Linked DNA regions of Homo sapiens: region 2 is linked to region 1. A link is a contact called in ENCODE Hi-C or POLR2A ChIA-PET data. All regions are on one chromosome and are shown on one strand. The core of a region is the stretch at or near the end of the contact, and the rest is flanking DNA. Distances in the headings are between cores, read along the strand shown.

Region 1 (4,654 bases), core at 1,331-3,830:
TCAAGTTTCTTATTAGGCATGTGTGGTCCATTTAAGCTCTAGACATTTCGAAAAGATAAATCACAGGGCAAAACATCTTTCTAGTTTTGAAGGAGGTCTGAGTTGCAGCTCGCTGGGGTTGTGAGTCTGAGCCGTCGCTTTTCTTTCTCTTCCTTTTACAAGACTTCCAGGATATAGCCGTTAAAGAAGGACACAAAAAAGAGCAAAGCCCTCAGTGATGCTGTGGCACAAAGAAGAAAGCTACTTGAGGAGGAGGCGAAGGGTTTACGAAGAGGCAAAGAATGCAGGTGAAGGGAGGGAGGAGTTAATAGTTAAGGCTCAGGTTCCAAGCCCTTTGGGCTGCCAGTGTCTGCAGGAGCCTTGCTTTCATCCTTTCCTTCTGCCCAGGTTTTAAGTCTCATGAGTTAAAACCTGGGGAAGCTCCCACCCCAGGTCCACTGTGAGGGAACGTACAAGAACAGTCACGTGGCAATAGTACATGCCTGGAAGGTATCTCTCATTTGGGGGGAGATTGAGAAGCGCTGTCTAATGGTGCCCTTGATACAACTAAATAGCAACTGTCTCAGTTCATTACTTGTTAGCCCCAGGCAGGGACAACGCAGATTGGCTAATTATAATAGCCAGACCATTAAAGGGAATAGCATTAATGGAGGAGAAAGCAGCTAATAAAGAGCTGAACTTGGCCACTTTGTTGTGCCCAGGATACAAGCTGCTGTTAATTTCAGTACCTGTTTCTTCTGCTGTTAGAACTAGGAAGAAAGGATTTAGTGACCCTCTTTCAAAAGGTGGATCACAAGCTTAGAGGCATTGCTGGATAAATTCAACAGCAAGACTTTATTTCTTCCCCAGAGGTGACGTCTGATGGTTCTGTATAAATAAAGTCACACCACCTTTCTTATGCTGAATTGATGCTGCTGACCTGCTGTTAGTAGGACATGCACTTTTATGGCGTTTCCAGGAGTGGTGATGTGTGTTGCTGAGCTCATCTAATCTCTGCTTTGAGCAAAGGCAATCCTCTATATCATGGCAGGGATTAGAGGTATAGCCTGGGGCTGCAGAATGGTGTGATTTAAATTTTCCCATGCAGGTTCAAAGCTTGTAACTTTGCCTGCGTGTACATCCACACTGGGTTCCAGCCACATGAACTGGGCCACCTTCATAGACCTCCCTGGTAACCACAGCCTGACGTGACAAGGAATCACAGTTTTACTTTCCGCTTACTATCCATGTTAGAAATATCTAAGGAAATTCAGGAAAAAAAAAAAAGAGAGAATTTCATGGCATGTCAAGAATGGAAAGTATCTTAATTAAAATGTTTTAAAATGGGAACAATAAAGAAGTCGATTTAAGTTTTTTGCTTTGGTGCTTGTCTTTAAAGAAATTGCTCCTAATTCTAGAAACTAGTGCTTTTTCTAATTATATTCAGTAGAACCCTAGGATCCTGTGAGGAGGCATAGGGGAGTAATTGATAAAGAAGGGGACTGTGGTGTCCGTGTTTTATTTGGAGCTGTTCTACCCACACTGTAATTTATAAGCTCTAACTTACCAGGGGAGATAAGATTGTATAGAACCAGCATCTTGCAGTTATACGGAACCTTTAAGTTCTCCTACTCCAGCTCCTTCCCAGTGCAAGCACGTGTTTTAGAGTAACTGTTCAGCCTCAGCATTAAGTCAGCTTTAGGAGAACAGTAAATCGCCCATTTATCTGGAGACTTCAGCTGTTTGAAAGGCCTTCCTTCTAGTGCATCGGTATCTGTTGCTGGCTCTGTCCTCTGCTACTACAAGCAAGCCTTGAGTCTCTCTTAGACTTGTCCTTCCTATATTTGAAGACATCTCCGAGAAGATTTTAAATCTTTTTTCCCCCACAGGCCACATATATCCTTAATGCCTTCATCCATTCCCCTCTTGGGAATGTGCATCTTTGGGCCATTGGAGAGGTCTTGCTTGGACTGCGGCCACTGTGATTTCTGGGGGCAGACTCAGCTCCTTCTTGGTGTAGAGATCTGCCCACTATAGGCACCAAATAGATGTTGGCAGGCTTCTTTCCTCCTTACTGCTTCTATTTATCTCACCTGTACTTTTAGATTTGCTGCTCTTGGGTAAGCAGATAAGAACAAGGGAAATGTCTTCCGTTGTTGTTAAAGACAATGTTAGGATAGAAAGTAATATGTTTGTACTCAAAAATGCCCAGTGAGATTTCTAGCCACGGCCAAGTTATCATTTGCATAAGCAACCTGGAAATGCCCTCTTGGTCCTACTGATTGTGTCCCATGGTTAATGTAGATCCCTGGATAAATTCGAATGGCTACTCCTGCTCAGGGGTCATGCCATGAGAACTTTTCTCATACATCAGATAGAGTCCCCTTCCGTCAGCTGAATGCATTTACCCCTCAGTCTGTGCTACCCATAGGATAAGCAACATGCATAAGAAGGTAGGTGCCTTGGCTTAGGCAGCTCTGTTGAGTCACCCTCAAGAATCCTGCTGGAATTCTGTGAGGAGTGAGGATGCAGAGCAACGAAATATTCGAAGGCTGCTATGATTTTTACAAGCTTGAACCTGTCTCTTGGAATTCCCCATTGTGAAGTCATTGTTGACTGGTTGGCATTATAAAGCAGTTCAGAGAAGTAAAGTTAGATCAGTCTGCACGCAAATACCAGCCACACCATCTCCCAAGCTAGTGACTGGAACTGCGGTTTTCAAGTCAGTTTCCTCATTGCGGAATGGAGATAACGATGCCTTCCTTGCAGGGTCATTGTGAGGCTGAAATAAAATAAAGGCTTCATGGGAACACATACCACATGCTCACTTAATGCTAGCTCTCTTTCCTGATTGTGGCAGTGACTGTATTTTCCAGCTACAATTGTGACACGTGTTCTGAGAGGTGTTAAGTATTTATATACAACTACCCATATGTATTTATGGGTAAAAGGACACGGAACTTTAAATATTGAGACCATCCTGGAAATTCTAGGATGTATGATTGCATAATTTGTAATGCCTGCTATAGGCCTAGCCTCATAGTTGACCCTTGATGGATGCTGAAATATTTCTTAATCATAGGGAGAAAAAAAACTCAATGACCTTTTACAGAGATGTTTGATTGCAGGGCTTATTGCTAATGCTCTCTCTCTCTCTTTTTTTTTTTTTTTTTTTTTTTAATCTCACTATGCAAAGATAATACAGGTCTGGGTAAGAGGAAGACTTAAGATGCTTTGACTTAATTGTATCTGCTTGACAGAAGCAATATACTGCCTTCTGATTTTAGGATGTAACCATCCAGAAAGGCAGAAGAAAGGGACAATTTCAGTTCTAAACAGGAATCCGAATATCTCACGTCCTGAACCATCTACATAAACTAGAGAAAGGGCACTCCTTAAGACTGGTGAAGCGGGCTCCTTGGAAGATCCCCACAGCAACATTGAGTTTGGTTTGTCTGGCGTACCCTCTCCCCAAGGGCTGAGTGGGCCATCTGGGTAACCTAGAGAGGAGACTTCAGATGCTAGGAGTATAGTTCCTACCCATCCTCATTTTCACAGGGTACACTCATTTTTTTCCCCTTGGAAGTACTGATATGTATTCTGCAAGATGAATGTTGAGACCCAAACACCATTTGGCTTGTAAAAATTAATGGCTTAGCATCCAGAGGGATGTTGCTTTCAGGGCAGGGGGGACACTGGACACCAAGAAGAAAGCCAGCTTGGGCCCCTATACCATCTTGGATGTCTAAACCATCTTCTGGTAACTCTCTGGATGAAAAGAAATCATGAACTTCACTTCTGTGATTTGGTGGATGTGGATTTTGCTACATCAAAATTTGCATTTGAGTCTCTGTGGTGTTCTTTCTAGCCGAGATGCTAGGGTATGCTCTTTCTTTCTGGGGAGATTCCAAAAATGTTACTCTCTGTGGCTGTGTGTACAATGTCTATTTAGAAAAGAAGACTGGCATTTGCATCTTCTCTCAAATTCTTTACGTTTGTCTCACTGAATTTTGGAGTGGACAAAATATTCAATAGCTTTTTTCAAGTGAAAAAAATGTCGACTTTCAAGAGTGTATTACTTTAGGTTCTTGTGTATATCTGTGCTTTCCTGGTGGCAGAAACCTAGAAAACTCTAGAGCTCAAATTTCAGCGTATTCAATTTTTTGTTAATGTGTCTATAGCTTGTTAATAAAAGCTTACTTAATGAAAGCCAACATCACCACCACTTGAAATTTTTGCAGCCAGAAGAGTGTACTTAAATACTTGTGTATTCAGACTTCACTTTAATAAATTTCAATAAATAGCTTCCCATAGGAGAGGTTTCTTCTGTTGAATCTGTAGAAGTTGACGACGGTACAAGCATCAGCTTTCTCAGGCAGCTTTTCTAAACACCTGCAGGGTGGAAAAGAGATCCTTCTCTCAAAATACTGAATATTGCTGGCATGACCACTCTTGTCACTGGTGCCTGCTGTTTTCCATCTTATCTGGGTTGCAGGTTTCTTCACAGTGATGGGACACCGAAGTGCAATGGGATGAAAGCATGCCTGTGGCATTTTTACCCTAGCTGTGGGGAAATGACCACTATCCTGTGTCCATGACACTCTTCCTCCTCAGGACTTTCAAACTAGGCTTCAGAAGCCATCACTGGGGGCAGTCCTGGCATTTATAATGGGGA
Region 2 (4,654 bases), core at 1,597-4,096, 200 kb before region 1:
CTCCTAAAAATTAAACAGTATCATTCATAGTTTCCACTATTAAATATTTTATGCTTTTGGAATAAAATATGTCATTCTTCACCCCCTCTCCCAAAAACCCCAAAACTTTGTTCCTCTGCTTTTCTAGTTTCCCGTGTGCTGCTTAGTGGGTTTTCCAGCAGCCCTGGTCCCAAGCACATGAGGGACTGTTAGCATTTTCAAGACAAAAGTATCCTTAACTCCTCTTCATGAGCCTGCGAAGATTAAACACGGAGCTCAGAACACAGTATGAACACAATAGATGTATGATGAAATGAATAGGGCTAGCATTAACTAATGAGAGCTCCTCAATGATGAGCAAGAAGAAGGTGAAATCATGCCATCCAAGGCTTCCCAGTGCCCCTGGAGACCACACAGCCCCTTTACACAGGAAATGACGTGATTCCTGATAAGCAAGCAGTACACACTGCACAGCTTCCTTCCCTTCCTCCCCCTGCCACTCAGCACCTTTGGCAAATAGCGGCCTGCCTTCAGCCTTCATTAGGAAAGCCTTCATTAGGCCTGCCTTCTTCTCTTCATTCATGAGAGAGTGGCATTAACAGTGCACAAACTAATGCTTCTTCAAATTTTTCTGGGGTCTGCTGCTGCTACTGCTAAAATCCGCTTGCCTTCGGACACAGTTTCTCAAATGGCTTAAAAGCTTCTCTGCTTTTGATCCCTGCAGCATCACTTTCTACTCCCTCAATCAGAAACCAGAAGCTACCCACCCCCATTTCCTGTGTTCATGATAGTAGAAAGCAACAGAGAACAGTTGGCCCCTGAGCTGCCAGGTTGTGGGCTGGGTAGGGAGGATCCATTGCAGGAGCATTGGAAAGCCTTGAGCACTCTGCCCTGCCTGTCCACACAGCAGCACCTTCACAGCCTTCTAGTAGTTCTGATCAGATTTCTGCCTCTTAAAGCGGCCCCACAGACTAAAAGCCATCATCTGGAATTTGGAGTAAAAGGGCCCACAGGAAATGAAGCACTCTAAGAAAATTCAGCTGGGCAGGTATTTTAAGGTCACTGACTGACTCCAAAGTGAAGGTAGAACCCATATTGACCGCAATTCATCACACTTCTGTAACTTCAGAACTCACTGCTGACTGGTGGAGAAGGTTGCAATTGCATTCAGTCCGAATCTCTGAACATATTATTTAGAAATATTAGCTTATCCAGCTGCCTACGGAGCTTCCCATCTGGGCTTTCAGTTGCTACATTCTCTAAAGCCGTATCTGACCCACACCTTACTAACACTATGTGCTTCTACAGCATTCACCCAGTGTTACAGCTCTTTTAGAATCTGTCTAGCAGGTTTTCCAGTCTTCACTGGAAAGCCCTTGCCCCCAAATATAAAAAAATAATAAGGCATTCACCCCTGAACTTTAGCAGGGCTTCCAATCGCCTTTAAGCACTCATTTAAAAGAAAAGTCTTTTATTCCCTTATAATAGTATTAAATCATTAGCAAATGATTCTCAAAACTATTTTTTGAGTGCTCTCTTCTGTGTGAGAATGTAGGAAATGATGACCAAGTATACGAAGTTGGACATGCCTAGTCCCAGGTGGCCTTTTCCTATTGGCACAGCTGCTGGCATTCACCCGTGCAAGCTTCTAGCTTGCTTGTCTATGTCTGCAGCTTGATTTTACAGGCTGCTCATTGTAAGAAAAGAAAACGATTTGAGGGCTGCTTTTCATTAAAAGGAAAACCTTACTGAGGACTTCCTTACCCTCACTATCTGCCTAAATAATTTCTTCTTAACTCCTATATCACTTATAAGAGGAGAAAGCAGACACACAGGGGGAACTCAGTGTGACAGCACAGGCGGAGCCTGGAGGGATGCCCAGGAATGCCAAAGAGACGCACAGACTGGTTTCTCTCTCACAGCCCCCAGAAAAACCTAACCCTGCCAGTGAGAGGTGACAGCGTGCTGGCAGTCCTCACAGCCCTGCTCGCTCTCGGCGCCTCCTCTGCCTGGGCTCCCACTTTGGCGGCACTTGAGGAGCCCTTTAGCCCACCGCTGCACTGTGGGAGCCCCTTGCTGGGCTGGCCAAGGCCGGAGCCGGCTCCCTCAGCTTGCAGGGAGGTGTGGAGGGAGAGGCGCGGGCGGGAACAGGGGCTGCGCGCGGTGCTTCCGGGCCAGCGCGAGTTCCGGGTGGGCGTGGGCTCGGCGGACCCAGCACTCGGAGCGGCAGGCCGGCCCCACCAGCCCGAGCAGTGAAGGGCTTATCACCTGGGCCAGCAGCTGCTGTGCTCAATTTCTCGCCAGGCTTTAGCTGCCTTCCCGCGGGGCAGGGCTCGGGACCTGCAGCCCGCCATGCCTGAGCCTCCCCCACCTCCGTGGGCTCCTGTGCAGCCGGAGTCTCCCCGACAAGCGCCACCCCCTGCTCCGCGGAGCCCAGTCCCATCGACCACCCAAGGGCTGAGGAGTGCAGGCACACGGCACCGCACTGGCAGGCAGCTCCACCTGCAGCCCCGGTGGGGGATCCACTGGGTGAAGCCAGCTGGGCTCCTGAGTCTGGTGGGGACGTGGAGAACCTTTATGTGTAGCTCAGGGATTGTAAATACACCAATGGGCACTCTGTATCTAGCTCAAGGTTTGTAAACACACCAATCAGCACCCTGTGTCTAGCTCAGGGTTTGTGAATGCACCAATGGACACTCTGTATCTTGCTACTCTGGTGGGGACTTGGAGAACCTTTGTGTGGACACTCGGTATCTAGCTAGTTTGGTGGGGACGTGGAGAACCTTTGTGTCTAGCTCAGGGATTGTAAACGCACCAATCAGCGCCCTGTCAAAACAGACCATTGGCTCTACCAATCAGCAGGATGTGGGTTGGGCCAGATAAGAGAATATAAGCAGGCTGCCCGAGCCAGCAGTGGCAACGCGCTCGGGTCCCCTTCCACACTGTGGAGGCTTTGTCCTTTCGCTCTTTGCAATAACTCTTGCTACTGCTCACTCTTTGGGTTCACACTGCCTTTATGAGCTGTAACACTCACCGCGAAGGTCTGCAGCTTCACTCCTGAAGCCAGCGAGACCACGAACCCACCAGAAGGAAGAAACTCCAAACACATCTGAACATCAGAAGGAACAAACTCCGGACACGCCGCCTTTAAGAACTGTAACACTCACGCGAGGGTCCGCGGCTTCATTCTTGAAGTCGGTGAGACCAAGAACCCACCGATTCCGGACACACCAGCACCCGGATCTCAGACCTCTGGCCTCCGGAACTGTGAGAGAGTAACTTTCTGCTGTTTTAAGATACCCAGCTTGTGGTCATTTATTACAGCAGCCCTAGCAAACGAACCCAGTGTGGTTTGCAACTTCAGTTATAGCATCTACCATCAGCCCAATTCAAAAGACCATTTATTTAATCAGCAACGTTTCCCCCGTCACTCCTTATGGGGCAGTATCCACTGTAGGCTACTGATTCTACTTAGTGCTTTAAGTCAGCGTTGCCAGAATCATACTGAAACACATACCTGGGGCTTCTAGGGCATCTCCTAGTCAGCCTTGTCAAAATCAACAGTTTTGAAAATACGCTCTATGGCAGTCCTGAATTCCACAGGGGTGGAATTCAGAGCCGCTCTCCTCTTGTTTGTCGTATTTTATAAAATGGATATTTAATTCTGTTTCACTATTTGCTTTCATTACTAAAATTTCCCAAAATACATGAAAATAGAGGGTACTCGAAAAACCCAACTTTAAATAAAATAACCGTGAGTATTCTGCCATACTTGTTTCTGTGTTAATATAAGAATTTATTTGAAGAGTTCTGCTATAATGTTTTTAAATACTGGTTTCAATAACTCTCTTCCAATACAGATTACACTTTGTTAGCTCCAATAATTGCTGCATGGTGAATTTAGTCTATTGAAAAGGAAGTGTCAGGTCTGAGTGCCAATTATTGTACTTGACCCAAGGTAACTCTCTTTCAAGGTACTGCGTTGGGTTCCCACTGAATTATTTTACCACATTCGAAATCCTTCATCAGAAATTCAATGTCTTTTATTATGATACATGAAATGATCTAATAAATCTCACTGCACACTGTTACTTTGATTTCTCCAATGAACCACACCTCTCAGAATGCACGCCCTTGTATAGTCCCCTCTCATGGTGACAGCAGGCTTAGCCTTGTGACTAGCTTTGACAATGGGGATATTAGCAAGCATGATGCAAGTGGATTCTGATAAGCTTGATGCTGTATTTATTTGCTTTGGCTGCCATAATAAATGATCACAAACTGGGTATCTTAAAACAGCTCCTTTTTCAGATGTTTCTCCACATTCTTCCAAGGCAAAAAGAAAAGAAAAAGAAATACACACAGACACATACATATATGTTTCAGTTCAATAAGTTTTTGTTGTGTTTTGTTTTGTTTTGTTTCAGACAGAGTCTTGCTCTGTCGCCCAGGCTGGAGTGATGAGGCGCGATCATCACTCCACCTGGGCTCACTGCACCTCCGCCTCCCGGGTTCAAGCGATTCTCCTGCTTCAGCCTCCTGAGCAGCTGGGATTACAGGTGAGTGCCACCATGCCCAGCTAATTTTTGTATTTTTCTTAGTAGAGACAGGGTTTCACCATTGTTCGTCAGGCTGGTCTCGAACTCCTGACCTCATGATCCACCCACCTCGGCCT

Evidence for each region. Hi-C counts contacts between places; a loop is a spot of excess contacts on that map. ChIA-PET counts read pairs that join two places held with the same protein, here RNA polymerase II (POLR2A). Pooled maps may share reads with other maps.
Region 2: a loop to region 1 is called in a map of GM13976, with 2.3 times the contacts of the local background. The contact joins the promoter of LINC01252 here to the enhancer-like site in region 1. A Hi-C loop is called at or near these places in 2 of 168 maps with a recorded cell type or tissue (GM12878 and GM13976), 25 of 37 single-sample maps with no recorded cell type and 14 of 50 pooled maps. POLR2A ChIA-PET finds 5 or more read pairs at or near these places in 8 of 52 experiments (GM12878, IMR-90, OCI-LY7 and 5 more).

The regions. Positions count from the first base shown.
Region 1 is chr12:11,743,656-11,748,309 of GRCh38, forward strand. The region is part of intron 1 of ETV6 (ETS variant transcription factor 6); the gene reads left to right. Among named protein-coding and RNA genes, the nearest start is that of ETV6, 96 kb to the left of the region's middle. RefSeq lists an enhancer at 2,357-2,576. Within about 2 kb of position 2,581, at least 7 of the 41 ENCODE cell types and tissues checked have a DNase peak (open chromatin) inside an H3K27ac peak, as active enhancers do; they include GM12878, OCI-LY7 and PC-9, where a contact is called at or near this core.
Region 2 is chr12:11,545,184-11,549,837 of GRCh38, forward strand. LINC01252 (long intergenic non-protein coding RNA 1252) reads left to right here and starts at 2,847. Exons shown (of 8, transcript NR_033890.1): 1 at 2,847-3,177; 2 at 4,407-4,538. All of the region lies in intron 2 of LOC124902877 (a long non-coding RNA gene), which reads right to left. It also overlaps the pseudogene RNU7-60P.